2 separate regions of the Homo sapiens genome follow, and region 1 is linked to region 2. Evidence: read pairs that join two places in POLR2A ChIA-PET (ENCODE). Cell type or tissue: HepG2. All regions are shown on one strand. Each heading gives the region's core, and the rest is flanking DNA. Links, peaks and the distances in the headings are about the cores only. Region 1 overlaps LRMDA (leucine rich melanocyte differentiation associated). Region 2 overlaps LRMDA (leucine rich melanocyte differentiation associated).

Evidence for each region. ChIA-PET counts read pairs that join two places held together with the same protein. Peaks named below come from ENCODE experiments on the same cell type or tissue, not always from the same donor. Only the 100,000 strongest peaks of a DNase experiment are listed, where the experiment ranks them.
Region 1: POLR2A ChIA-PET joins it to region 2 with 8 read pairs; 1 of 35 experiments calls an interaction of 5 or more read pairs at or near these places.

The regions. Positions count from the first base shown.
Region 1 is chr10:76,024,241-76,029,627 of GRCh38, reverse strand. The region is part of intron 2 of LRMDA (leucine rich melanocyte differentiation associated); the gene reads right to left. Among named protein-coding and RNA genes, the nearest start is that of MIR606, 470 kb to the right of the region's middle. In HepG2, for the core only: a CTCF peak has its summit at 2,538; DNase peaks (open chromatin) are centred at 2,485, 3,247 and 4,677.
Region 2 is chr10:75,743,601-75,748,987 of GRCh38, reverse strand. All of the region lies in intron 2 of LRMDA (leucine rich melanocyte differentiation associated), which reads right to left. It overlaps LOC105378367 (a long non-coding RNA gene), which reads right to left. Exons shown (of 3, transcript NR_132791.1): 3 at 5,140-5,387. Among named protein-coding and RNA genes, the nearest start is that of MIR606, 190 kb to the right of the region's middle. In HepG2, for the core only: no CTCF peak of the experiment used is centred there; a DNase peak (open chromatin) is centred at 2,457.

The DNA of each region.
Region 1 (5,387 bases), core at 139-5,138, 280 kb before region 2:
TTAATGTTACTTGAAAAAGGAGGTAAGAAGGTAGATTCTCCTATTTTGGATACATGAGGTTATATAATTACCCATATGAAATTCTGGTCAGATGATAGCTCTCAGGAACCTGTATTTTCTTGCTGTAGGACAACGTGAATAATGTATCTGATCATGTTATCTTTTTTACTTTTGCTACCAGGAAGCTCAGAGGTAAATTGTGACCCAATTGTAAAAAGGTAATCCTTCATGATATCCATACCTGCTTTCTAACTTCATTGTCAAGGCTTATAATTTTTTCATAGCCTTGGTATTTCATTTATTTATATACTGCTTTTTAATTTTATTCATTCTAATAAGCTAGCCCAAACCTTTCATAGAATGAGGTAGGATATATATCAATAAAATGTAATACAGATTCTCAAACAGGCAGATTCTGTGCATTAAGGAAAAGTTTTGAGAGACCAGTTGTTAATGGAGATACTCATGTAGGAATAAAGAAGATATATATTGTATTCAGAGTTCAAAATGGTTGGCCAGGCATGATGGCTCATGCCTGTAATCCCAGCACTTTGGGAGGCCAAGGAGGGTGGATCATGAGGTCAAGAGATCAAGACCATCCTGGCCAACATGGTGAAACCTCGTCTCTACTAAAAATACAAAAATTAGCTGGGCGTGGTGGCACGTGCCTGTAGTCCCAGCTACTCGGGAGGCTGAGGCAGGAGAATCGCTTGAACCTGGGAGGTGGAGGTTGCAGTGAGCTGAGATCATGCCACTGTACTTCAGCCTGGCGACAGAGTGAGACTCGGCTCAAAAAAAAAAAAAAAAAAGGCTTTGAATAAGCTTCTCATAATATCTTTGTGACAGGAAGCCAAAAAGTAGGCTAGAAAATGACAATCTTAGGTAGAAGTAGAGTCATAACTGCTTCAAAAATGTACCTGAAGAATACTGATTAATGGCTCAAATTGCTCTATGGGTAGATTCTAGGGATTTTGATCTTATTTTTTTGTTTTTTGTTGTTTTTGTTTTTTGCCAGTGGCTTGGTTAAGGAGATGTTTATCACATTTATAGGGGACAGGACCCTAAAGAGATATTAAGAAAGATACAGTAGGATCCAAAATGATCCTGTTAGAATCAACCATTTTTCAGCTCAATAAGATGAAATTTCACAGTGTCTAATGTAAACTAAATAATAAAGTTCAACTATCCAAAAATATTTACTCGAAAAAATTAAAAGGAATATGAAAATTGGGAATATATTTGCAACCCTTCTAACAGTCTAAGATTTAACACCCTTAACATGGAAAGAGCTTTTATAAATCATTAAGGAAAACCTGAAGCCCTAACAGAAAAATGACCAAAAACCTTGGATGGAAAATTCACAAGGAAATTTGTCAATAATAAAAATATGGGAGAAATTTTCAGCTTTATTAGGAATCTAGAATATTCTAATAAAAATATTTATATCCTTTTCTTAGATTTTAACATAGTTTTGTCAAGCTTTTACTTCAAACAAACACAAGACTAATGAGACAGTGAAATTGCTGGATGGCAATTTATATTAAAAGACTTAAAAATAATTACCTTTGCATCCACTAATTCCAATTCCAATAATTTATTCAGTAAATATCAAAGATGTGTATAAGTTTATGTACAAGTATGTTCACTATAGCATTTACAATAACATTGCAAACAAGCCTAAATGCCCAAGGATTGAAGAATGATTAAATAAAGCTCAATATATCTGTATCATAAAATATTACACAGGAATTAAAAATAATATTGTAGGCAGCTATCTAATGAGCCAGTACAATTTTCATGCTATACATTTAAGTACCCCAAATTAAGTCACAATGTAATATAGTACACACACAAAGATCTCATGCATGAAAATTAAAAGTCATCCATATGGTCCTCACCATTTTCCACACAAATTTTAATCTGCACCAAGCTTTTCTGGGCATTTTCTTCCATGTTAATGGTTAAGAATCATCAAAGTCATCTTTCTTAGTTGTTCTAGTTTATAAACTGCTGTTAATATACAATCTTGTACACAGAGACATTATAACAATTCTGTACACACATACACAAACACACTTAAATGTATATATTTATGTGTGTGTGTGTATGTGTGTGATACCTATCTATATCTCCCAGATACATACCGTTAACCCCCAGGTAAGGAGTTTATCAGTCATTTTCAAATAGTTTTCTCTAGCTACTAAATTTTCTATCATGAATATACATTTTATAATCAGGAAAAACCACAGTTAATATTCCTTTTAAATAAAACAAGACAATTCCACATACATAACATGTAGAAGCTTTAGAAAAAGAGCAGTGTCTGGGAAGAGGACTTAGTATGAATCGCCAGTGACCACCACAGAAGCAAATCTGATCCCAATCCACTCTACTACTCTCCTGGCCCCTAAGTGCCTGTGCCTGGAGCTTTGTTTGAATTCCAGGTGCCAGATTCAAAGGTGGATTTGCATTCAGAAACACCATCCAAGGACAACCACCAGGAGGTGAAGGGTGTAAGAAACAGTGATTGAGACAGTCCTAAAGTTGCTTAACCAGGAGCAGAGAAGTCTTAGTCATTTCAAAGTCCTCAGCCTACAGGGTTCCAGAATGCAGAATCAAAAACAAATAGAAAATTATGTAAGCTGGGAGGAAATGTCTTGAATCAATTTTTTGAAACTTGTCAAAATGGAGAAGCTGTTCACTAAAGGATGAGCTGCCCTCAGAGCCACTATACTTATTTGAACAGAGGCTAAAATCATGGAGAATGTTTAGAGGGAATTTCTTCATAGAGATCAGATTCGATGGCTTCTAATATTCTATCCAGATACTATGGTTATCTGACTGGAGCTCCTTCCTTTATAACTATAGTTTATAAGGGCTGTTAAGTCAGTTCTGCTTTGCCAAAGGGTCCCTTAAGAGTCAGTCTGGTAGGAAGAGGGTAGCAGAGTTCCAGCACACTAAACTCTATGCCTCATTCTTCTAGCTGGGACTGTGCAAGGCTTCTTTAATATTTTCCTAACTATGGGAAGGGTGTAACATGTGCCCATAATAAAAAGGCACATGTTTGCACCCTGACCTCTTATAGAAAGTAAACTACATATTAGAGCTACAGCTCTATTTGTGTAAAATATGCCCTATTATAGTCTTCTTATAGACTCATAGACTTTGAATCCTAGAGGAATTTTAGGCTGTTCCACTCTCCCCCTACTTCACAGAAGATGACTAATGTCCAGAGAGGTAAAGTGGCCTACCTGAAAACACACATGAGTCACCAGGCCACATTTAGAACCTGTGTACATAAAGTGCAGTGCTCCCCAACTATGTTAAACTACCTCTACATACTTTCTAGCTGTGGTCCAGAAATGGAAATTCACCATCGCCACATCCTTTATCCAAACACTGTGTGTAGCTTTGTAACCCATTCATTGTACGTCCTCAATTATTAATATAATGATGAACCTAAATGGTTTTCGAGTTCTTTTTCCTTTCACTCTGTACTCCATGGATGCTCCTAGAAGAATCTCCCAAAGAGCTAGTTCTTAGATTTTTTTTTTCCTTTGAAGTTAAGTATGCATTAGGTGGGACTGGCTTGAGATTTATCTGCTAATGATCCCCTTGGGGTACACCTCTATAGCTTGTTCATTCATTCATTTATAAAAATGTATTGAGTGCCAACTCTGTGCTTAGTACTTTGCTAGTCTCTGGAGCTACAAGGATGACTGTGCAATAGTCCCCTACTATTAAGTAGTAGGTATAGACAGGGAAGCAGTTACCAGATAATGCAGGGTAATAGATTGGGATGATTAGTGCTACTCTGAGAAGGGGCTGGGGCTGGTGAAGGAGATGGGCTTGAGCTAAGTCTCAATGCAAATGAATTCTAATCTTTTGAGCATCTGCTGATACCTTATTCCACATTTGGTGGTGAGGGAACATAAGGAAAAGAGATAACTTGATCCTGGCACTCAAGTAAGCTACAGTCCAGAAAGCTGATTTGCTACCAAAAAGCATGTGGTGTGGTATCCATTTCCAACATGACAGGAATTCAGTGAGCACATGCATCTGGGGATACAAATGATGCACAAGTCATGGAATCTGCTCTCAATGCTCTTACCATCTATGAAGGAGACAGAGACGCTGGGCTTGGAATAAGGGGACACCATACAGGACAGCGTATCAGTAAGCAGCATGGATAAGATGAGCTCTGGAAGTTGAGAGGAAAGCAATGAGGGCTGTAGTAAGCCCTTTCTGTTTTTGGCCCATCCCTCCTATGCTTGTCCTGAAGGTATTATAGCAAGTCCCTAAGGACAGAGACAAGGAGCAGGTGTCTCTCCAGGAACATACTAGATGAAGGACAGCCTCCATGTTTTGCTCCCATCATTCTCCTTCTCTGGGCTATCCTCCCTCCTCAAAGCGAATCTTTCCTGTCTTTTTCCCACCCTGGTGACAGGGTTTGGCCTGGGCTTTGACTATGTCTCTGAAATTATTTTGATTCACGGCTTGAGATTTTACAAAACCACACATGCACGCATGGAGCCTGTGGCCTCGGGATCTTGTTTGTTTTTAAGAGTCTAAAGAGTGAGTTTGTTTGGCGGGTTCTATAAATGGGGGTTTTCTTTGCTAGGGAGATGTGAGAGTGGACACGGTGTACCGCAGCCATGGTATGCGTGCACCTCGCCATGGGGCGGAATGCAGAGCCTGGTGGGGGAGGCGCCCACAGCCATTGGGCAAACATATGTTGGGCCAAGAACGCTGCTCTTCAACCTCATGAACTGTTTGCTTGAAAGATAACAGTGTCTCTTCTACACAAGCCTTTCACCACCCTCCATAAAGGGAATTTTTAATTCAACAGATGGTGTCTACTCATTGCAAGCCAACCAGAAAAGGAGACATTTACACGGCTGGATCTCAAAGCCCCAGGGACCCCAAGGGCCCCTAATCAAATACTTGCCCAAAGACCAGCTCCCCACGGGCAGGGCCCCCCTGGAATGGACTCAGGCCAGGAAAGCCAGTAAAAACGTGCCAACTGTTGATTCTGTGAGGTCTTAATTGGCTGAAAAAGGTGAAAACACGTTTTCTGTCCCAGACTACAAGATAGCTTTATGTCTCCAGCAGGAAAGAAGGCCCCAGGAGATATGGTGACCTCCAAAAGTGGCTTGCTACCGGAGCCATTTTCTTTCTTCCAGAATAGCTCTAGCTCTATGGTTCACAAAACCTCTCAAAGAATAATTTGGTGAGCTTTGCTTTCCAGATCCTCTCATGGCATGTCCTGGGCCCTGTGTACTAGCACCTAACAATGTTAGGGACAGAGACGAGATCAACTGTTTCCAGTTGTGCAGCATAGAGAAAAAGAGTTTTTCCCAGCACTGAACCAAGGCTATTTCCTCTGT
Region 2 (5,387 bases), core at 215-5,214:
TAAGGGTCAACTGTATATGTATCTACCTGCATGTAATGTGTATGTATGTATAATTCTGTATGTGTGTATAGATACACATACATATAAATGTATATATCAGATATAAAAGTTGCATAAACTAGTATTTGTCCTAATTATGTGCCATAATTAGATCTCTCAGTGGCTGTATTTTATTTTAGAAGATAGGAGTCTTATATTGAACATTATATTATTGAACTCTGATATTTTCTATTCTGTCCTATTTTTTATAATGTTGGTTACAACCCACTAAATTGATTTTACAATTCACGAATGGGATGCACCTCCCAGCCTGAACAACAGTGACTTAAAGGAACTGTAATCATAACGGAGCAAACACAGTACCATCTCGAGCTAGATGATGGTCAGCATCTCATGCCATCTCCCCAGGTTGTAGAAATGAGAAGCACAGGGCCTGGCCCTAAATGGTTTTTTTAATACGTAGAAATTTCTATAATTGGACTCCAAGTGTAATTATTAGGCAAAAGAACATATAATGAGTTCAGTTACATAGAGGAAATATAAGGAAAAAAGAGTTTGATAGATGTCTAAATTTTTTTCTTAAATCACTAAACAGGCCAGGCATGGGGGTTTACACCTGTAATCCCAGCACTTTGGGAGGCCAAGGTGGGAGGATCACCTGAGGTCAGGAGTTCAAGACCAGCCTGGCCAACATGGTAAAACCCCATCTCTAGTAAAAATACAAAAATTAGCCAGGTGTGGTGGTGTGTGCCTATAATCCCAGCTGCTCGGGAGGCTGAGGCAGGAAAATCACTTGAACCTGGGAGGCAGAGGTTGCAGTAAGCTGAGATGATGCCACTGCACTCCAGCCTGGGCAACAAGAGCAGAACTCTGTCTGGAAAAAAAAAATAGCTAAACAACAATAAAAGCCTGTTACTTAAATATTTAAGTATGATGATAAATAGCAAATGATAGCTCACAAATTTGAAGATGGTCGCCTGTGCAGAAAGGATTTAGACTAGCAGAGGGTGGGTCATGGCACTACTAGTTTTTTATTTATTAGGAGCCTTAAGCAAAACAATACTATTTGACTTTCTTAATGGTATTCTTGTTTTACTTTATTAAAAAAATTGATTTAATTTTTAAAAATCAATCCTAATAGCAATCTAGTGTAGAAGAGGGGACACTCGATTGGGACTCTGAAAACCTACCATCTACACACTCAGCCTGGGAAAGCTACTTGACTTCTTGGGACTTTTCTTTCTTCTCACGTAAAATGAAGGGCTAGATTCTGAAGCTTCCTCTACATCTAATTTTAGAACCCTATGACCCTAAAATATCTGATCATTTACAGATCATTTTAAGGAAAGGATACAGCATTCCAAGATCACCCAAATGGTGAAAACTCACAATTTATCACACAAAAAGTTAGACCAAAGATAGTGGTCTCACCAACACAGTAACTTAAGTAATCCCAGTTATCTCTTTAGGGGTAGTTACTCAATTGTGTTATTTCTTCTTCCTCTCAATATGGTCCCTATCGTATTTCATAAATTATAATTTTATGTATCACATTATTTTTTGCTTGTTAACCACATGTTTTTCTCAGAGATTCTTTCCTGAGTGTTTCCAATGCAGAGGCAAAATTTATTTGAATAATACCATAATTAAATCTCTTAGCGGCTGTATTTTATTTTAGAAGACAGGAATTATATTCGACTTTTTTTATTGAACTGTCATTTTTATCTTAACTGTGGCTTAACCTCGTAATCTAATTATTTTTTCTAAACCTACTTTACAGCTAATAAAAGATACGAAAAATTAAATTACATAATAAAGCATGAAGCAAGTGTAGCTATCATGAGACTCTCAGACTGAAAAACTAGCATGAACTAATTTATACTATTGAAGAGTTGTTTTTCCCCATATTAAAAAAGATTAAATAAAAAAAGAAACCTCTTTAAATGGAATAATAAATCAGCTACTCTAATTCCCATAGATATCTTCAGAACCACGGTTAAATCATCATCACAGAATACCAACTTCTCCATCACAGTAGAAAGGAATTACCCCAATAAGATCTACCCCTAAGATCTCTGTTTAAGGAAATTTATAAAAGAACAACTCCCTCTTCCTCTTCCTCCTCCTCTCACTTCCAAAGCTTCTAGTTTTCAACTCTAATATAATAAAAATTCTTTTTTCTTCCCTCTTTTCCTTTAGGATGTGTCCTAATTGTTTCTGTCTTCCATAAGGGCCATGTCAAAATATAAGCTCCCCCCCCAAAAATAGCACTCTCTACCCACGCACTCTGAGACATCTGCACAGATAAGTATTTGAAAAATGATTTTTATGATGATGAAATAAAATGTATTCACAGTGGTAATTCTTTGGGGCCATTAGGAATTCATTAAACAATGACTTAGCTCTAGAATCATCAAACCCTCTGACAAATATTTGTAAGAGCCTCTGCAAATAGGGACACCCACGCTACAAGGCAGCAGAAGCTACAAAAGTGTACGTGTGTCTCTCTAATTTACACTCAGATTTTCCTGAGTCCTGAACTAGAAGTTCTGATCTTAGCAAAGACAGCAGATAATCCTTTCTTCATGGTAGTTTGAACGAAAACAATTTTAAGTAGTTTTACGATTTACCCCTTAAGTGCAGTGAACCAAGACCACCAAACTAGTTTGCAGGGAGAATTCAGTGAGTTGGAATTGTATTGTTTCAGTTGTTTAAACCAAACACCTCTGTCAGTCTGAAATTAAATTATTTACGTAATGACCTCTTAACTAATGTTTGTGGAGCATTTACACTATATAAAACATGGCATGGCATTAGGTATGATGGGAGATACAGAAAGTACCAAGCCTGCTCCTGCTCCCAAGAGAAGAAATGTTCATCTAGCTGGTGGTGAGATGCCAGTAGGAAAAGAAGCTGAACACAGTAACTTCACAGTGCAGAAACCTCCCAAACAAATACCTTAACCAAGTAGTTGAGGTTAACATTTCTAGTGAGAAGCCAGGCTGGTATCATGTACCCCTTGAGATAATGTGATACCTGTGTGGTACTTTTCCCAAAATCCGTAACTCAAACAAATCATGAAATAACACATCATATGAAACCCACGTTGAGGCACATTCTACAAAATACCTGGCCAGTGTTTTGACTGTCAAGGTCATCACGAAAAAACAAAGAAAAGCTGAATTGTCACAGACCGGCAGAAACGAAGGAGACATGATAACTAAAAGCAGTGTGGCATTCTGGCCCCTGGGTTCGTTGCTGGAATAGAAAAAGGACAGAAATGGAAAAACCAGTGGAATCCAAATAAAGTCTGGAGTTTTAATCAATAATATTGTTCCAATGTTTTCTTAAATTTGACAAATGGTGTCAGAGCGATAGGAAATGATAACACTAGGAGAAACTGAAATTAGGTTAGGCGAATTACAGGAATGCTCTGTACTATCTTTGCAACTTTTCTGTAAATCTAAAATTATTCCAAAATATAGTGTTTTTAAAGTTTATTTTTAAAAGAAATGGGAAGATATAGGACACAGGGCACAAAGTTGCTGTAATGTAGAATGACTAAGTCTAGAGGTCTAAAGTACAGCATGAGGACTATAGTTAATAACAAAAAATTAAAAGATGCGAATCATGTTATGTGAATTTCACCCTGATTTTTTATGTATATGATGTGAATTTTGCCCCAATTTATATTATACACACACACGGAGAGAGAGAGAGAAAGAGAGAGAGAGATGATGAATAAAAGAAGATGAGTAACATGGGGGTATTAAAAAATCTACAGTTAGATTGCATCTTACAAAACTGACAATATTTGACCTTTTTCACCTATAAAACAGCATTTTCACATGATTCGACCTAACACACCTCTGTGGGCTTGGGAGACGTCATGATAAGATGGAGCTTATGCTGGACATGACAGTAACTGACATAGCAAAGAGGACACATTCCAGGAGAAGGGAACAGTGTGAGCAGAGTTGGGGACGTGCACAGTGTGGTCAGAGATGGGAGAGAGACTTGCCTGTGCCTGTGCATGTCAGCAGGGAAGTGACAGAAAGTACGCTGGCACAGGAAGGTCTTCAGGCAGGGAGATAGTTTAGGTATTCCTAAACTAGAGGATCTGGGCTCTGAATCTGAATACATAGCAAAGAGCCTGGCCCTCTCAGTGGCCAGGAATGTCCCCTGGAAAGGACTGCAGCCTCTAAGGGACAGTGACACATCAAAGTGCCTCAATGGCCACATTTTCAGGTCCCAGGTGAACATCTAGCATAACAGAAAGACGACCGAACTACAAATTGGCAGATCTAAGTCCTGATTCTGTTTCTGCCACTAATGGGGTGAGAAACCCTAAATAAGTCCCCTCCTTCTGTCTCCATCTCAGGTTTCTACCCTAAAGAGGAGGGGAGCTGGATAAGTTGGTCTCCAAGGCCTCTTCCAGCTCTAAAACACTAACTCTGATGAGGAATGAAATATATTTTCTGGCTCCTAGAAGCAACATGTGGTTCACTCAAGTAGACAGAATGATGCAAGGTCCATGAAAGCAAAAACACTGAGAATAAAAGGACTGTGTTTTTATACACAAGAGTCTATTCTTTTATGATACATGTCTAGACCCCTCTAAATATTTAAACAACAATATCATACCAGTATGAAACCTCTCTAAATCAGGCTCTGTGGTTAAGGAGGATATATGAACAGATGTGATCTTATTAAGGCCCTAATGTAACTCAAAAACAATTTGTCATATCTGACGGGTATTGTTAAATTATGTCCACCTGCCAGAGGCAACCAGAGAAATTACCAACCGCCTTTACTCTAGTGCTACTCAAAATTCTCTAAAAAGCTCCCATAGATGTGTCCAGGGTATGTATTTTTTAAAACAGTAACCTAATTGTCACCAACACACAACAGCCAATGTTTCACAATTCCTTTTCATGTATATTTTATTATGGGGCCCAACTGTTTCAACACCCTAGTGGTTCAACTTTAATGCAGCTCAGGAAACCCCCTAAGTAATATCACAAAATGCTTAACATCTGTGAAACTTGGACCCAAAAATGTTCCAATTTTTTCTTTGGGTTGTGGGGAGCACTTGGGGGTGGGGAAAGCTGGCCACAGTTTTCATTAACGACAATAGTGTTGGTGCTCACAGGTATTTTAATCACTTCTCAGGCAGGAAGAACATTTTGAGTTTACCTTCCTACATGCTCAGAATTCTTTCAAACTACCATCGCCATGCTTGCTCAGAGTCAGTTTAAACATGAACCCATTTCCTTTTCCTTCTCTAAACGTTTGCCTCATCTCTCCTTCTTGCATTACAATATTTTAATTAAGTCAAACAATGAAAGAGAGAGGAGAAAAATGAAGTGTGAAGCACGTGGTGTATT